Regions from separate parts of the Homo sapiens genome. Here region 1 is linked to region 2. Evidence: read pairs that join two places in POLR2A ChIA-PET (ENCODE). Cell type or tissue: GM12878. All regions are shown on one strand. Links, peaks and the distances in the headings refer to the core of each region. The heading gives the core; the rest is flanking DNA.

What was found. ChIA-PET counts read pairs that join two places held together with the same protein. Peaks named below come from ENCODE experiments on the same cell type or tissue, not always from the same donor. Only the 100,000 strongest peaks of a DNase experiment are listed, where the experiment ranks them.
Region 1: POLR2A ChIA-PET joins it to region 2 with 6 read pairs; 4 of 35 experiments call an interaction of 5 or more read pairs at or near these places.

The regions. Positions count from the first base shown.
Region 1 is chr1:226,815,081-226,823,982 of GRCh38, forward strand. No RefSeq gene overlaps it. Among named protein-coding and RNA genes, the nearest start is that of PSEN2, 51 kb to the right of the region's middle. In GM12878, for the core only: no CTCF peak of the experiment used is centred there; no DNase peak of the experiment used is centred there.
Region 2 is chr1:226,397,716-226,406,617 of GRCh38, forward strand. PARP1 (poly(ADP-ribose) polymerase 1) reads right to left here. Exons shown (of 23, transcript NM_001618.4): 2 at 4,499-4,664. Among named protein-coding and RNA genes, the nearest start is that of PARP1, 5.9 kb to the right of the region's middle. RefSeq lists enhancers at 5,213-6,114, 5,755-5,899 and a cis regulatory region at 5,827. In GM12878, for the core only: a CTCF peak has its summit at 5,881; no DNase peak of the experiment used is centred there; H3K4me3 peaks cover 1,406 bases; H3K27ac peaks cover 1,770 bases.

The DNA of each region.
Region 1 (8,902 bases), core at 2,766-5,265, 420 kb after region 2:
GGCCGAGGGAAGGGAGAAGAAGGGCTGGCAAGACAGTGAGAGCAGAGAGCTTGTGACTTCACTCCCCCAGGCAGAGGGAAGAGTGACTAAGCCGGACGCTCCATCCAGGCAGGAAAACCGTCCAAGCTTGCTCATTTCCCATCAGCCTCGCACCTGCTGGGATCTCCTGGCTGGCATGGACTCTGTACAGTCACCTGGTGTCCCCAGCACAGGACACCCTGGGGCCTTTTTCCTACTCAGTCAGATGCCAGAGGGTGTGGCCGTCATCCAGTTACAGACGGAGCTAATAACAAAGTCACTCTGCCTTTCATGTGTGCAGCACTTCAAGCATTTCTAAATGCTTGCACGCCACTAAGAGATCTTGCATAAGCACAGGGTCAAGTCCTTTTGATTTATTCAATAAGACACAAACCAACTTAGAAAGTGAAAACTCTGACTTTTTGGCATGCACTTGGTGCTGCTCCACATTTACTGCTGGCCTGTCCCTGTCCCTCCTTGTCTTTGTCACTTAGCTGTGGCCCTTCTTGCAGGAAGACTTCTGGAATTGTCATATTCCCACCTCTTTCTCCTTCCTCTGCTTTCTGCAGGTGACACTAAGGAAACTCATCTCAATGCATGCACAGGGAACAATGAAGATGTAGAGGATGTGCTATGACCATTGCAAACATAGAAAAATTAAGCTGGGGGCGGGGCACAGTGGCTCACGCCTGTAATCCCAGCACTTTGGGAGGACAAGGCGAGCAGATCACTTGAAGTCAGGAGTTCAAGACCAGCCTGGCCAACATGGTGAAACCCTGTCTCTACTAAAAATACAAAAATTAGCCAGGCATGGTGGCACACACCTGTAGTCCCAGCTACTCAGTAATCTGACTCTGGAGAATCACCTGAACCCGGGAGACAGGGGTTGCAATGAGCCAAGATTGCGCCACTGCACTCCAGCCTGGGAGACAGAGTGAGACCCTGTCTTAAAAAAAAAAAAAAATAAGCTGGGGGTGCAGAAGCATCCTTCGGGCCCAGATCCAGAAAAGTTCCCCTGCCCCATCTTCCTTCCTCTGAGGAGCTCACCAACTACTGGATAATTCAGGTGAGACAGAGGTGAAGTGGTGTTGCTCTTGTTACCATATCCAATTCAAAACAGCCTCAGCTAGCAGCAGACTGCTTGTATTTATCAGGAAATGCTGGTCCCCTTGCTTTACCACCTGGTTATTCAAACATCTAGAGCAACAATTTCCATACACTCCATTAGGAATCCTCCTCAATTCAAATAAGCTGCTGCTAGAGATCCTTTTTCCGTGAGCTGGAGGTTTGGTTGAAGATTATCAAGTCTTCCAGGAAAGAAAGGGCAAGTGATGATGGGTTCATACGAATGTCCCAAACTTGCTCCCATTCTATAGTTAAATGCTAGGTGAAGGCTAAGTCTACAACAGGCTAAATAATTAATCTTCAAATTAAGGTTTCTATGGCTCTCTTTGGTCTGCAGAGTGCATGATGATCTAGGAACTGTCAAAGTGAATTGTTCATGCCTGGTGGACACCTCAGCACCAGTCTTGGATTCCCTAAATCTAATTAGCCTGTGGAATATCCAAATAACTCAAGCAGAAATTTATTGACTTAACAAACACTTTTGTGAGTAGCTTTTGCAGGCCACAGATTGTGCTAGCCTTTGATCATGGGAATTCCTGAATCATTTCTCATCTGGGTCTTCCTAAGAAGACGTGGCTCTAAGAAGCTCTTAACCTCTTAAATCATCCTAGGTCTCCCTAGAAACTCAAATTCTTCAGCTACGACTCCCCCCACCTGGGTAAGACTCTCCCTCGGAAAGCCACAAAGAGAAGGAGGAGGACCTGGAATCCCTTTTTCCCTTGAGCCAACTCCCCACACTGAGCTCCTGAGAGCCCCTGAAGAAGCCTCTCTTGGCTGTGACTGCATCCTGGGTTCTGCTTCCTTTGGGAGGATCTGGTTTAATGACCTGCCTCTGGGACTTCACAAAGGGGCAGTCACTGCTTCACAGTATTATGGAGGCCGCATGTTCTTTCCCTCTGCTGATGTTGTTTCAGGTGTTTCTAGGAGGGCATTACCTTCATTCAACATTCCCGATGGCTTCAGTTATCCACTGCTGTATAACAAACTACCCCAAAACTCAGTGGCTTAAAACAAAGATTTATTATTTCTCACAATTCTGGGGGTTGGCTGGGCTCAGCTGAGCAGTTCTTCGGCTCTGTACTGAGTTGCTCAAGGTCACTTGTGTGGCTGCATTTAGTTGGGAGCTTTAGTTGGAATTTAGATGGAACACACAAGATGGCTTCACTTACATGTCTGGCACCTCAGCTGGGGTGGCTTGAGGAGCAGGGAGCTGGTTGAGCGCTCCCTCTCCACAGAGTCTCTCATCATTTAGCAGTCTGGCTTGAGCTTACTTACACGGTGGCTGAATCCCAATAGGCCAAATAGACATTCTCAAGCTTTGTAAAGCGGGAGCCTGGAACTGGCAGAGCATCACTTCTTTTTTTTTTTTTTTTTTTTTTGAGATAGGGTCTCACTCTGTCACCCAGGCTGGAGTTCAGTGGTGCAATCTTGGCTTACCGCAACCTCCACCTCTTGGGTTCCAGCGATTCTCCCACCTCAGCCTCCCGAGTAGCTGGGACTACAGGTGCAGGCCATGATGCCCCGCTAATATTTGTGTTTTGGGGATTTTTTGTTTTGTAGAGACAGGGTTTTGCCATGAACTCCCAGGTTCAAGTGATTCACCTGCCTCAGCCTCTCAAAGTGTTGGGATTACAGGCAAGAGCCACCACGTCCGGCCTTTTTTCTCATTCTTTCAGTCAAATCAAGTAACAAAATCACTTCTGGTTCAAAGAAAGGGGAGACAGACTCCACCTCTTGATGGGAGGAGTGGCATGAGGGAGGAATTGTTGGCGCCATCTTTGAAAACAATTTATTACACTAATGAGAGAAAAGAATTCAGCAAAGGATCAATGTTGTGTGGCTCAGATGACATACAATTGCTATGTTTTTAATGTTAACATTTTCTCATGTGGATCCTTGCAGGGTGTCAAGCAGAAGCAAGCAGAACTCCATTTTATTGGCTACAGTATATTCTCCTTAAAACTAAAGCCCATCAAAATGAAACAATAATGACAGAAAGCAGATCAGCAGTTGCCTGGAGCTGAGGGTGGAGAGGATGGTTGACAGCAAAGAGACATGAGAGAACTTTTTGGGATGACAGAAACATTCTATATCTTGAATATGATGGTGGTCACATAGGCATATACATTTGTCAAAACTCACTGTTCACTTAAAACAGTGCTCAATGTTCTCATTTATTTGTGGGATCTAAAAATCAAAACAATTGAATTCATGAGCATAGAGTAGAAGATGGTGACCAGAGGCTGGGAAGGGTGGTGGGGTGGCAAGGTGAGGAGAGGTAGGGATAATAAATGGGTACCAAAAAAAATAGAAAGAATGAATTAAGGCCGGGCACGGTGGCTCATGCCTGTAATCTCAGCACTTTGGGAGGCAGAGGCGGGCGAATCACCTGAGGTCGGGAGTTCAAGACCAGCCTGACCAACGTGGAGAAACCCCGTCTCTACTAAAAATACAAAATTAGCTGAGCATGGTGGTGCATGCCTGTCATCCCAGCTACTCAGGAGGCTGAGGCAGGAGAATCGCTTGAACCTGGGAAACGGAGGTTGCGGTGAGCCGAGATCACGCCATTGCCCTCCAGCCTGGGCAACAAGAGCGAAACTCCATCTCAAAAAAAAAAAAAAAAAAGAATGAATGAATGAATTAAAACCTAGTATCTGATAGCACAACAGGGAGACTACAGTTAATAATAATTTAATTGTACATTTCAAAAAATAACTAAAAGAATATAATTGGATTGTTTGTAACACAGAGGATAAATGCTTGAGGGGATGGATACCCGGTTTTCCATGGTTTAATTATTATGCATTGCATGCCAGTACCAAAATAGCTCATGTATCCCATAAATATATACACCTACTATGTACCCACAAAAATTTTTAAAAATAAAGTAAAAAATAAAACAGTGCTCTGAGCCTGACCCTACCAGTCCAATTTATTGTATGTAAATTCTACCTCAATGGAATTGTTTCAAAAAAAGTAAAACCTACCTAGTATGAATTTTCAGAAAGGCTAAAAATGTGAAGTGGAGTTAAATAAAGCTGGTGTTAGGGGTATACTATATTTACAAACAATAGCAAATTCCTTTGGGGAGGGAAAGGAAGCAAAAAGCCAAAGGGGATGTTTTGTTAGTACCAAAGCAGGATGCGAGTTAATGTGACCATGTCCCCCTGCTGCAATTGTACTTACAAAACGTTTGCTATCATTTTCAGAATGCTGAGTAGCTGATTTTTGGTATTCTTGGTATTTTATAGATTATTAAAGAGTGGCTACATCCTGCTTCCTTGGGTGCGGGAAGAGCTGGGGTCACCTCAAAGCAGACACAAACAAAAAATGTGGGGGTCACTTGTGTTAGATCATTTGGGATTAAACTAGAGCCAACATTGGAGAAAACTAATTGGTGACCTTTACAGATGTCTCCAGGGATTTCCTAGCTTCAGGAGTCAAGGTCCTGCAAAGCAGGTAATCCCAGTCAAGTATGTACATTATGTGCAAGATCCTGCAAAGCAGGTAATCCCAGTTAAGTATGTATGTTATGTGGGGTCTGAACAGTGTCAAGAAGTGTCAAGGGGCTGGGCGTGGTGGCTCACGCCTGTAATCCCAGCACTTTGGGAGGCCGAGGCAGGCGGATCACCGGAGGTCAGGAGTTTGAGACCAGCCTGACCAACATGGTGAAAACCCTGTCTGTACTAAAAATACAAAAATTAGCTGGGCGTGGTGGTGGGCGCCTGTAATCCCAGCTACTCAGAAGGCCAGGGCAGGAGAATCGCTTGAACCTGCCTCAGGTTTTAGGCGAGGTTTTAGTGAGCAGAGATTGCGCCATTATACTCCAGCCCGGGTGACAAGAGTGAAACTCCATCTCAAAAAAACAAACAAACAAAAAAGAAGTGTCAAGGGAGTGAGGTGCATAGAAGGGGGTGTGCAGGTCTATCTGTAAAGTGTATCCCATCTGGACTCATGGAGACCGTGCCAGGGATTACCGAGCTCTGAAATTCAGTTCTGGGGAAAGAAACTGTCTTGGGAAGGCAGGAGAGATAGTAATATTTAGGTTTTCTTGAGGAGTACAGAAGCTGTCCAATAATGCCCATGTTGGGAAAGCAATATACTTGCCCAAGAAATGAGAAGGGACAGGGATCTTCCCACGGGAGAGAAGAGTGGCTGTGGGGACAAGAGGGCATCACTCAGGGAGCCCGTGGTTGAGAAGGACAGCCCTTGGTCTCCTGTGTTCACTACATACACCAAGTTGTTGGACCCACATCAGCAATGAATTCAACTTATTGCAGCCATATCAGCAACGCACAATTAACACAGGTCACTGGTTTTGTATTACATTGTAATCTTAGTTTCCATCAGAATTCTACTTGAGCTCTCAATTGATAGAGTCATGCTCAGAGCAAACCCTCTGTAGAGCTACATTTTCCAGTGTAATAGATAAAACACACACACCATCAAGGAAGGAAGGACGGGTCCTCGCTATGACAGCTTTCCAGCTTTGCTCTGCTCGACAAAGGGCTCCCTGTGAATGGTCTGTTTCTCCCTAATGTAATTTCCTCATCAATGAATGTCCTTACCCCTCTCCCCCATAAAAACATAATTATGGACACACATTTCTTGGGAAATTGTTCTGCTGAAGGGATGTTGAAAACAATCCGATTGAATACTAACATATTGATTACCACTAGATTATAAATTATTGACAAGGTCTTAACTTTTCCCTTTCTAAAGACTTTTGGGTTAGGATATTTTAGCCTTAAGCCATTTCAGGCAATGGTAATCAGAAAACTCCTCCTCAACAATATCATGGAAGGAAAAGTCCTCACAGGATTAGCATTCTTCAAAGGAAGCTCTGTGTGAGACGAGGCAATCTTACTTGCCCCTTGTAAGATCCAAGAAAACTCATAAACAGCATCCCCCGGAGGGCGTGGGAGCACTTCAGAGGCATGGATTTGATTTTATAGTAGCTGCAACCCCTATGGCCTCCTGAACACATTCATCACCAATGTGTTTCTCCTTCTTTTATGCTTCTTAATTCTCAAAATCCTCAAAATAACATTCAATGTTCTGGTCAATGTTCTTGGTTCAGTGTCTCAAGAGCATCCTCAAAAGTAAAGGCCCAGGATAAAAATCTCATCTGCAGAGATTTTCACACGATACTTCTGGTTTCCAAAGTGCGTATGAACTGTGAAGTGACTCAGAAATACCAACGGCTAATCCTGATAGAGTCCAGAGGGAAAGGATGACTTCATCTGAAGCTGACCCAAGGAGGAAGGCACATCTGTCATCTCCTTGACAGTGTTCCAGGCTGAGCACGAGCTCCTGGAAGCGGCTGTGTGTCAAGGCTCTGCTCACATCTGGCTCCTCATCTGTGAGCCTTCTTGGCCCAGACTCAGGGGACAGGAAGGGAGGGGAGGGAGAGGAAAGCCAGGAGGACTTCAGGCACCTCTCCCCAAACTGAAATAGCAACTGGCTATCCCTGGGGGAAAGTGGCTCTGAGAGAGTGCTCCTAGCACCTCCCTCACCTGCATCTGAGGAAACTATGCCAGTCATCCCTCACCTCTCCTAGATGGGCCCTTCTGAAGCCCACCTGGAAACCCCATAGTCACTTATTCTCTGGACATGGTCCCCCTCCACGGCCACTCTAGGACTAAAGAGCACCAGCTGTTCTGTGGTTGCTGGGATGCTCTGCAGCTGTAATTACAAACTAATGTGCACTTTGGCTTCCATTTCCTGATCTTGCTGAATGATTCTGGCTGTCTGGAAAAGCAAAATGCTTCACCTTCCAGCACTAACACTGACAACCTTGCCATAAGGTATGTATCAGTCAGAGTTCTTAGTGGCAAATGAAAGAATCCACAGTACAAGATTAAGTAGCAAACAGATTCATAGAAGGATACTGTGTGGCTCACAGGATTTCCAGAAAGGCCAGCAAATCAGGCCTGAAGGCTCTACAGCCTGGAACAATACCCAGATCATCCTCCCACCACTGCTGAGTGCAGGTGCACACTTTAGATACTGAGATGGGACACCACAGCCAGGACCTCTGCCCCTGCTGCCCCTGAGATCTCAGTGACTGCTCCACAGAGCCCCTGGGAGAGGAATCCTCCAGGGGCCTTCTCACTAAGGTGCATATGATGGTGGGGAGGCCCAGGTCAAGTGTTTGTGTCCTAGCTGCAAGAGATACTGGGAAACGCAGCATGGCCTGGAAGTGCCTAAAAATAGGAAAGGAATTTATTCAAAAGATATTAAGCATACGCAAATATGACACATGCTTATTCTACATGGCTCCCTCATTTTAGTTACTGTGGCCAAAAAATAGGCATATATATATTATATATAATATACAATATAATAGGGATATATATATTTAATCTGCTACTTGTCTTTTAAAAAGGTGAGATGGTGCAGCTGGAGTGTACTGGCTTCCTACTGCTGATGTAACAACTTATCACAAACTCAGTAGCTTAAAACAGCACAAATTTATTCTCTTGTAGTTCTGGAGGTCAGAATTTTAAAATCAGTTTTGCTAGGCCAAATCCAAGGTGTGGGCAAGCTGGCATTCCTTCTGGAGGTTCTAGGAGAATGTTTCCTTGTCTTTTCATCTCCTTGGGGCCTTCTGCATTCCTTGGCTCCTGGCCCCTTCCTTGCATGGCCCCTCTTGTTTCAGTCATCACATCTCCTATTACTCTCTCAGATCCTCCTGCCTCCCTCTTATAAGGACCCTTGAGATTACATTGGCCCCACCCAGATAATTCAGGATGAGCCCCCTCACCTCAAGGTCTTTGACTCAATCACACCTGCACAGTCCCCTATATGGTAACATGGTCACAGGTTCCAGAGATTCAGGGTGTGGACATATTCGGGGTCATTATTCAGCCTGCCCTGGTGTGTCTCTAAGGAAGGCCAGCTGGCTGTCTACACAAAGGCCCTGAGACCAGAGTTCCTCTGGTGAGTTTACCAGAGTCTGGGCTTCATCCTTGCCAGTATCTCAGACTTGGAGATGTTAGCTTGGAACCACTAGATACCGGCGACATTGTCGGATAAACTGGAATTCCAATGAATTCATTTATTCCTTTTTATCAGGCACTATTCCTTTCCAGAAGGGTCTGCCTGGTGTTTGAACACCTGTGTGGCCAAATGAACAATCAGAATGCTGTTCGGTGAACATGAACATGAACATGAACTTGGCGGTGGGTGTTGCCAAGGGGTGTTTCACCCAGGTAGCAGGGAAGACAGTGAGCCATCCTGACTGACAACAGAACTCACCTTTCTACAGGCCAGATTCTGCATTTTTCCCTAAGCAGAGCTGGATACAACTCCCAAACTCTAGCTTTTTCCCTCTTGTACCATGAGCCAGGATCCTAGAATCATCCTCAATTCCTCCCTCACACTCCACATTCAATCCAACACCAAGTGCCATCTTTTCTTCCTAAGTATCTCCCATATTCAACCACAGCTTAAAATCTCCTCTCCCACACCCTACTCCAAGCCGTCTCACCTGGATCACTGTAACAGCCTCCAAATGGGCCTTCCCGCCCCTACTTTTGGTCCCCTCTGTCAAATTCTCTACCCAGCAGCCAGACTGAGCTTTAATCTAATCATGTCACTTCCTCATTTAAAGCTCTTCAATGGCTTTACAGTACCATTAGGGTAAAGCCTCCTGTGTTAGTTCAGATCCTCCCAGAAGCAGACACAGAGTACAGTGGCGCAATCTCGGCTCACTGCAACCTCTGCCTCCTGGGTTCAAGTGATTCTCCTGCCTTAG
Region 2 (8,902 bases), core at 4,180-6,679:
GCCATGACAGTAACAAGGTTGGAGGACTGACACTACCCAACCTAAAGACTTACTATGAAGCCACAGCAGTCAACACAGTGTGGTACTGGCAAAAGGATACGTAGATCAGTGGGACAGAACAGGGAGCCCAGAAACAGAGCCACACAAGCACAGTCCACTGATCTTTGACAAAAAAGTAAAGGCAAAAATGGAGAAAAGATAGTCTTTTCAACAAACGGAGCTGTAACAACTGGACATCCACATGCGAAAAAAAAAAAAGAAAAAAAATAAAGGAATCTAGACACAGACCTTACACCCTTCACAAAAAGTAACCAAAATGGATAACAGACCTAAATGTAAGACACAAAACTGTTAAACTTCTAGAAGAAAATCTATATGACCTTGGGTCTGGTGATGACTTTTTACAAACACCAAAAGCCCAATCCACTAAAGAAGTAACTGATTAACTAGACTTCACAAAATTAAGAACTTCTGCTCTGCGGAAGACCAGCCACACACTGAGAAAAAATATTTTCAAAAGACATATGACAAAGGGCTGTTATCCAAAATATACCAAGAACTCTTAGGACTCAACAGTAAGAAAACAAACAATGTGATTTTAAAAAGAGCAAAACCAGGAGTTTGAGACCAGTCTGGGCAACAAGGTGGGGCCCTGTCTCTACAAAAAATTTAAAAAAATTAGCCAGGCATGGTGGTGCGCACCTGTAGTCCCAGCTACTCAAGAGGCTGAGGTGGGAGACAGAGGTCAAGGCTGCAGCGAACTGTGATCACACCACTGCACTCTAGCCTGGGCGACGGAGCAAGACAGTCTTAAAAAAAAAAAAAAAAAGTGGGGGTAGGGGCAGGCAAAAGACATTTCACCAAAGATATACAGATGGTAAATAAACGTATGAGAAGATGTTCAAGATAATTACAGTATTAGGGAAATGCAAATTAAAACAATAATAAAATACTATATATCTATTGGAATGGCCAAAATCCAAAACAATGATAACACCAAATGCTGGCAAAGATGTATAATGATACGAACTCTCATCTATTGCTGGTGGGAATGGAAAATGATTCAGCTTTTTGAAAGACAGCTTGGCAGTTTCTTACAAAACTAAATATACTCTTACCACATGATCCAGCAATTGTACTCCTTGATTACCCAAAGGAGTTGAAAACTTATGTCCCCATAAAAACCTGCACATGGTGGGTGTTTCTAGCAGCTTTGTTCATAATCACCAAAACTTGGAAGCAATCAAGATGTCCTTCAGCAGGTCAATGAATAAACAAACTGTGGTAATCCAGACAATGGAATATTATTCAGTAATAAAAAGAAATGAGCTATCAATACGACAAGACATGGAGGAATCTTTTTTTTTTTTTTTTTTTGAGATGGAGTTTCGCTCTGTTGCCAGGCTGGAGTGCAGTGGCATGATCTCGGCTCACTGCAACCTCCGCCTCCCAGTACAACCAATTCTCCTGTCTCGGCCTCCCGAGTAGCTGGGACTACAGGTGCACACCACCACACCGGCTAATTTTTGTATTTTTAATAGAGACAGGGTTTCACCATATTGGCCAGGCTGGTCTCGAACTCCTGACCTCGTAATCTGCTGGGCTCGGCCTCCCAAAGTGCTGGGATTACAGATGTGAGCCACCGTGCCCGGCTCGACATGGAGGAATCTTAAGAGCACATTGCTAGTGAGAGAAGCCAATCTGAAAAGGCTACCTTCTGTATGATTCCAACTATATTATATTCTGGAAAAGGAAAAACTATGGAGAAAGCAAAAAGATCAGTGGTTACTGGAGGTTAGAGGGGAGGGAGGAATGACTAGGCAAAGCACAGAGATTTCCCAGGCAGTGAAAGGACTCTGGAGGCTACCATAAAGGTACATGCATGTCAATGTATGTTTGTTAAAACTGACAGAATGTACAATGCAAAGAGTGAGCCCTCATGTAAACTACAGACCTCGAGGGATAACGATGTGTCAATGTGGCTCATCAGTTATAACCATGGACCACTCCGATAACGATGTGTCAATGTAGCTCATCAGCTATAACCATGGACCACTCTGGTGGCGATGTTGATTGTGGACAAAAGTCTGTGTATGTGTGGGGTGGGTAGGGCTAGCGGGTATATGGAAACTCTGTACTTTACTCAATTTTGCTGTGAACCTAAAACTGCTATAAGAAAAAAAGTCTACATACAGAAGAATGTCATGAACCTGGGAGGCGGAGCTTACGGTGAGCCGAGATCACACCACTGCACCCCAGCTTGGGTGACAGAGCGAGAATCCGTCTCCAACAACAACGAAAAAAGTTTACATATAAAAAAAGGTTAAACAGACAATGGAACAGAAATTTTTAAAAGGACCCCAAAATACAGAGATTTTGTGCATGATACAAGACACCTCTCAATGGGGGAGATGAATAAGCCAATAAACAAAGTACAAAAAATTAGCTGGGCATGGTGGCAGGCACCACGCTACTCGGGAGGCTGAGGCAGGAGAATCGCCTGAACCCGGGAGGCGGAGGTGGCAGTGAGCCAAGACCATGCCACAGCACTCCAGCCTGGGCAACAGAGTGAGACTCCATCTCGAAAACAAAACAAAAACAAAAACAACAACAAAAAAACAAAGTAGGGAAACTAGATCATCATCTGGAAAAAAATAAAACTGGAGTCACGCCTCACACCACACATCAGCACACACCGGGATAACTCTCAAATAGAGTAAACATTTAGATGTTAAAAGAAATAAGGAACCATAAAATTACACGTACTGGATGTAGTTCATCTGTATCCCCAGGGTGGGCTACCTGACAGTGGCTGCTGGTGCCACAGCCTTGTTCCCTAGCACTGTCACTGCCTCAGGGTAAGGGCCACACCCTGGCATACCCACCCTGTAGTGACCACCACAGTAACAAACACAGCACTGTCACCAACAGGCCAACTCTTTCAAAACCAGGGACTGAGAGTCCTCCCGCCACTTCCAGATCTAGAGGCAGCTCTGGCTGCAGGGCGTGACTGTGCAGAGGCCAGGAACACAGTCTGGAAGTGCAGAGAACCACAGCACCTCCAGCGAGCTAAAACCAATGAGAAACAAGAGGCAGAAAGAACCAATGGATAATGCTGCTCCCTTCCTCCTGCTCCGAGGGGCTTTTCTGAAGCTTAGTGGCAAAGGACTTGCGTGAGGGCATCCTGCATGACCAAGCCATTGGCTGTTTCTCATGAAGCCATGGCCAGCTTGACAGCGTATGGCACTGTGCTTGCCCTCCTGCCTCCCCTTCCTCCCTCTCTCTTGCTGCCCTAGGATTACCTCTCCTAATAAAGCTTTTAATAGCTTTGCTTTCTGCTCTGCTATGTCACCTGACGTGACCTGTACTAAGACATGGGAGAAGACATAAAAGGAGAAAACTGTGGAGACAGTAAAAAGAGCAGTGGTTGTCAGGAATTAGGAGGGATAAACAGGGGATTTTTAGAGCAGTGAAACTGATGCAGGGCAGGCCAGCCCTAAATTGGGGATTGGCCTGGGCGGGTCCTTGGCTTCGCTCTGGAAAGCATTTAAGAGCGAGCTCGTGGTAGAAGAAAGCAGCTTTATTGAGGCAGCAGTGTTATGGCTCTGTGACTGCTCCTGCAGAGCAGGGCTACCCCACAGGCACTGTGCTGAGAGCAGCAGCTCAAAGGCAGTTCTGAAGTCATATTTACACCCACTTTTAATTATATGCAAATTAAGGGGCAGACTATGCAGACATGTTAAGAAACGGGGTGGTAACTTTTAGGTCATCAGATTGTTGTCACAGAAAGGGGTGGTAACTTCCGGGTATTGCCATGGCAATGGTAAACTGATATGGCACACTGGTGGGTGTTTTATGGAAAGCTGCTTCGTCCCTGTCCCTGCTTTAGTTAGTCCTCGGTTTGGTTTGGTGTCTGAGCCCCACCTCCTACCTCATTCCCCTCTCAGAGATGAGCTATTCTTCCTTAATCTTAAGGGGGCTGCAGAAGGGTGCAGGTCTGAAACTACTCTGTATGATACTATAATGGCAGATGCATGTCATCATACATTTGTCCAAACCCATAGAATGTAGAGCATCAGGAGTTTCTGGACTCTGGGCAATAATGATGTGTCAGTGTAGGTTCCTCAATTATAACAAATGTACTACTCTGGTGGGAGGTGTTGACAAGGAAGAGCCTGTGTGGTGGGAGGGGGAGGGGGTACTGGAAACTCTTTGTTCTTTGCTTACTTTTGCCATGAACAAAAATAAAGTATATTAAAAACAAAACAACTTTAAAGGCTACATTCCAAGCACCTGGAAAAACAAAATACCAAATATCATGCAACAGATGATGCTGAGTCCAGGAGGTGTTGCTGAAATAACATGGGCACCATACGCTTGATCTGCACATGTGGGAGAGGGCAAGCTGGGGGAGGTTTGCTTTGCTCTCTGAGACGAGGCCCTCCTGGGAGCTTCAGGGTGGGGGCTGAATGCCCATGCTGCCCCAGTATGTACACACCTGTCACTCCTCCAGCTTCCGCTGTCTTCTTGACTTTCTGCTGGTCATCCCACCGAAGCTCAGAGAACCCATCCACCTCAACGTCAGGGTGCCGGATGGAGTGGCCCACCTTCCAGAAGCAGGAGAAGTGGTACCAGTGTGGGACTTTTCCATCAAACATGGGCGACTAGAAGGAAGAGAAACAGAGGGAAGTAAGTAAGCAGTTAACTTTTGACTTAGACCCACTAGACCTTGACCTTGACCTCGACCCCAGTCCCAGCCCCAGCAGTGGGATAGCACATGAAACTTTTGTTCTCCTATCTGTGAAAGGAGGACAGCCTCCGCTCTCACATGAAGAGCTGCAGCATCCTTCTCACGATCTTCCCCAAGGGTCAGAAGACTGTAGCCCACTGTTCTTGAGCTCATTCTCTTAGGACACCAAACACAGCCACGAGAAAGGTGGCCTTTTACCACTGAGCTCTGCCCCACGTCCCTTTTGACCACACACTGCTACATTTAGTGGTGAGCTGCCTCATGGCCTAGTGAAATGCACAGAAGACACTTGTGCAGAGTCACAATCCTGCAGCATCTGCTGGGAATGGCCAGACAACTGCTCCAGGCTTGCCTGGACTCAAAGGGCCTGTGTGCCCCAGAAAAGGGCTCTTTAAGTGCCTCTGCAGTTAAGAATAACAAGGAACAAGTCCCAGATAATGAGCAAAGCAGAGAAAGTGTGTCAGAAAAAAGTGTCAAGCTTGCAGCAGCCACACAGATGGGAGTGGAATGAATGGAGGTCTTTGAGGCAACTGTGACAGCGGATGGTTCGGGGCAGCATGCCTAGAGCTGGAGTCAGCTGCTCACTGGCCTTCTGGGGCGCAGTTTCCCAGGCGTAGGACCTGAGAAGTCTGGCCACAGGGAACACAGTTCCCCTCTCCAGGTGGTTTGCTTCCCACTAGGCCTTTCATTGTGACAGGGTCAGGTTCTGCTCCCAGGCCTCGAGCACTGTCTGGCTTTGTTTTTGAGACCGAGTCTTGCACTGAGTGCAGTGGTGCGATCTCAGCTCACTGCAACCTCTGTCTCCTGGGTTCAAGCGATTCTCCTGCCTCGGCCTCCTGAGTAGCTGGGACTACAGGCACGTGCCACCCATGCCTGGCTAATTTTTGTATTGTTAGTAGCAATGGGGCTTCACCATGTTGGCCAGGCTGGTCTCGAACTTCTGACCTCGTGACCCGCCCGCCTCGGCTTCCCGAAGTGCTGGGATTACAGGCATGAACCACTGCACCCAGTCCTGGCTTTACAGAGTGGACGGTGACAGCGATTGGGAAGAAGGGGAAGACACAGTATGTAGTGTGTGTCCCTGCTCCTTTCATAAGCCATCCTGTGTAATCCCACAATCTGCCTCTGGGTGGGAACCAGCCCTTTCATTCACAGATGGAGACAGTGGGGCTGGAAATCCTTGCCTGGGGGGTTGGGAGTCACAGAGGCAGCAAATGAATGATTTGACACTATGATTCCTCCCACCACACTCCACTGCCCGGCAGGAAGAGCTACTTAAAAATACACCAACTGTGATCTGACTAAAGTAAGGGAAGTCCCAAACATCTGCTTTTATAGAACATAAAGCTAAATGTCACACAGATGCAATAAGACTATTAAAACAGCATTAAAAGTAAATGTGCTGAATTTTTAGGATGGAGTTGCGGGGACAGGGAAAATACTCTGGAAAAGCAATGATAAGGTACCCCACTATCTCTCTCCACTGTGAGTGGCCTCTTTCTGGATGTGATGTATTAAAATGCACAGCTAAGACTATGGCAGCACAAGGACTCCTCAACATCAGCTTTCCCCTGGGTCTGGAATGCTCTCCAGCCCTGTTCAGAGCACTCCCTCAGATCTCCCAATGCTCCTTCCACAGCTCCCCTCACTAAGAACTATGCATTTGGTGATTATTTCATAAGGGCCTATCTTGCTATTCTCTAGCAACATGTCACAGAGGGCACGCAGTGTTTGCTTAGGGCTCCAAGTCAGATGGAACAAAAAAGGAAGGATGGGGAAATTCCTGCTGTAGAAGAGACAACAAATGGCATTTCTGAGAGCATACTCATGTTCCAACTCTCAAACGTTCCACCAGATCTCAATTAGGCTGCTGATACAGATCCCTAAGCATCTGGCTATCATGGAATATTTGCAATGGCCTCGACCTGGCTCTGCCTGCTTGTCTACCCCTTGTCTACCCTTCCTGTGCAATGTTCCAGTTACCCTTGTATAAAGAGCACAGGTAATGGCTATGGCACTTCTTCCTGGCTCTGCCAGGGGCCCCAGACCTGCTGCCCTTTGGTCTGGGTGCTGTCTCCCCCAACCACCGGCACAGTGCTGGACACCCTGGAGGTGCTGCCCAATGGTGCAATCACAGCACAAGCTTAGAGGACAAGAGCCTCAGCAGAAGCACCCCTGACCAAAGCAATGCTTTGCCCTAAACTCAGGACTGAGAATGATGTGGCAGAAAGGCACCAAACCAAGGTCACAAGACTATCGACTCCATTTGTTAGCTGCACAGCTGAGGCAAGGCACAGAATCTTTGGCTGTGCACCCAAGCAAAAACTGAGCACCTAACATACCAGGGTCCTCACCCAACCAGCAGCTGGTGAACTGGGTTCCCTTCTGTGCAGAACAGGCCATGCTACCTGTCCACCTAGGCCACAGAGAGAATGAACTGACCTCACTGCATGCCTCCGGGTGCTCAAACCCTCCCAGGACAGAGCAACTCAAAGGTCTACCGCCATCCTCCTCCCACCAAAATGCTGGAGGGCCCAGCTCATCCCTCCCAAGATGCCCCAGGCATGAGGGCTAAAGTGTCAGGTATCAGATACTCAGAGAACAATACTCCCATGTAAATGTAAAAGAAGGTATTTAAATTCAAGCAAGTGAAAAGGCTTCTTTCTTTTTGGCCTTCACCAGCTCAGTCTACCAGACCAACTTTAAATTCTGAATTAAAACTCTGAATCCACCCTTAATCACCATTACATAAAAATCACAGTTACTTTTAATAATAAAGAGTTTCTTTCACTATCAAGTATACCAAAGGAAAGCCCAGAATGTTGTTATTACTATTTTTTTTTTCAGACAGGGTCTGGGTCTGGGTCTGGGTCTGTCGCCCAGGCTGGAGTGCAGTGGCACTATCTCAGCTCACTGCAACCTCCACCTCCCAGGCTCAAGCAATCTTCCAGCTTCAGCCTCCGGAGTAGCTGGGACTTAACAGGCACGCACCACCACGACCCGCTAATCATTGCATTTTTTTGTAGAGACAGGTTTCACCATGTTGGCCAGGCTGGTCTCAAACTGCTGAGCTTAAGTAATCTGCCCACCCCAGCCTCCCAAAGTGCTGAGATTACAAGCATGCGCCACCAAGCCCGGCCCCAGAATGCTAAACTTGATCAGGTTCAGTTTCCTCCATCCGGCCTCCCCCACAGCTAAGCCTCCTCTAACTTCCTCCACAGCGGTGTTGTTCTAGCCTCAACACAGTCTGGACTTGGGTTTTGTTTGTCTTTCCACCAGAACACGGTACTCTGCCCACCTGTTAAGGCGCCTGGATGTCCCTTTCTCAGAATAACATTTAAAAATGCGTAATAAAAAGGCTCGCAAATGGCCAGTCACGGTGGCTCATGCCTGTAACCCTAGCACTTTGTGGGGCCGAGGTGCATGGATCGCTTGAGCTCAGGAGTTTGAGACCAGCCTGGGCAACATAGTGAGACCCCATCTCAAAAAACAAAACAAACAAAAAGGCTCGAAAAGGAAACACTGAGATAATTATCAAAACATTTGAAAGGTAATTTGGGTACAGTAACCCGTGAGCTTTTAAGCATTAAATAACAAGATCTAGTACAGCCTCTAATAACTGTGATTTTTGTAGCAATGAGAGTAAATTATATTTTGAAAAACTTCCAACTGTAAAGTGATATGAAAATATCTGTAATTATCACTGGTGAAAAAAAAATAGGGACTGCTAATATGCCTTTGCTTTGCTGCTTACATTTATGATTAGAGGAAATAATTTTATCTAGAGGTTAGTGGAGATGGAGATATCAATTTTTTCTTATCTAAACTCATGGACCTCTTGCCTTCTACCTACCATCCCACAGACCCTGGGTTAAGAGCTCCTGCACCAGGAGTGAGAACTTCATAACAGGCTGCCTTGTATATTCAAAGTAAGTTCTAGGTTCCTTAGTGGGCAACAAGGCTCTTCAAATTGTAGGCCCTGTCTACTTCCCTATTCTCATCTTTCTGCTCCACTTCTGTGAATTAACGACTCCTAATCAAGCTTCCACCCTTAGCTGGGTCATCTCGGACTCCTAGGCACACAATGCCTAGAGCACAGCTCCATCAGGTGGCATCCATCCTCTCTTACGGTAACGTTTGTTTACCAGTCAT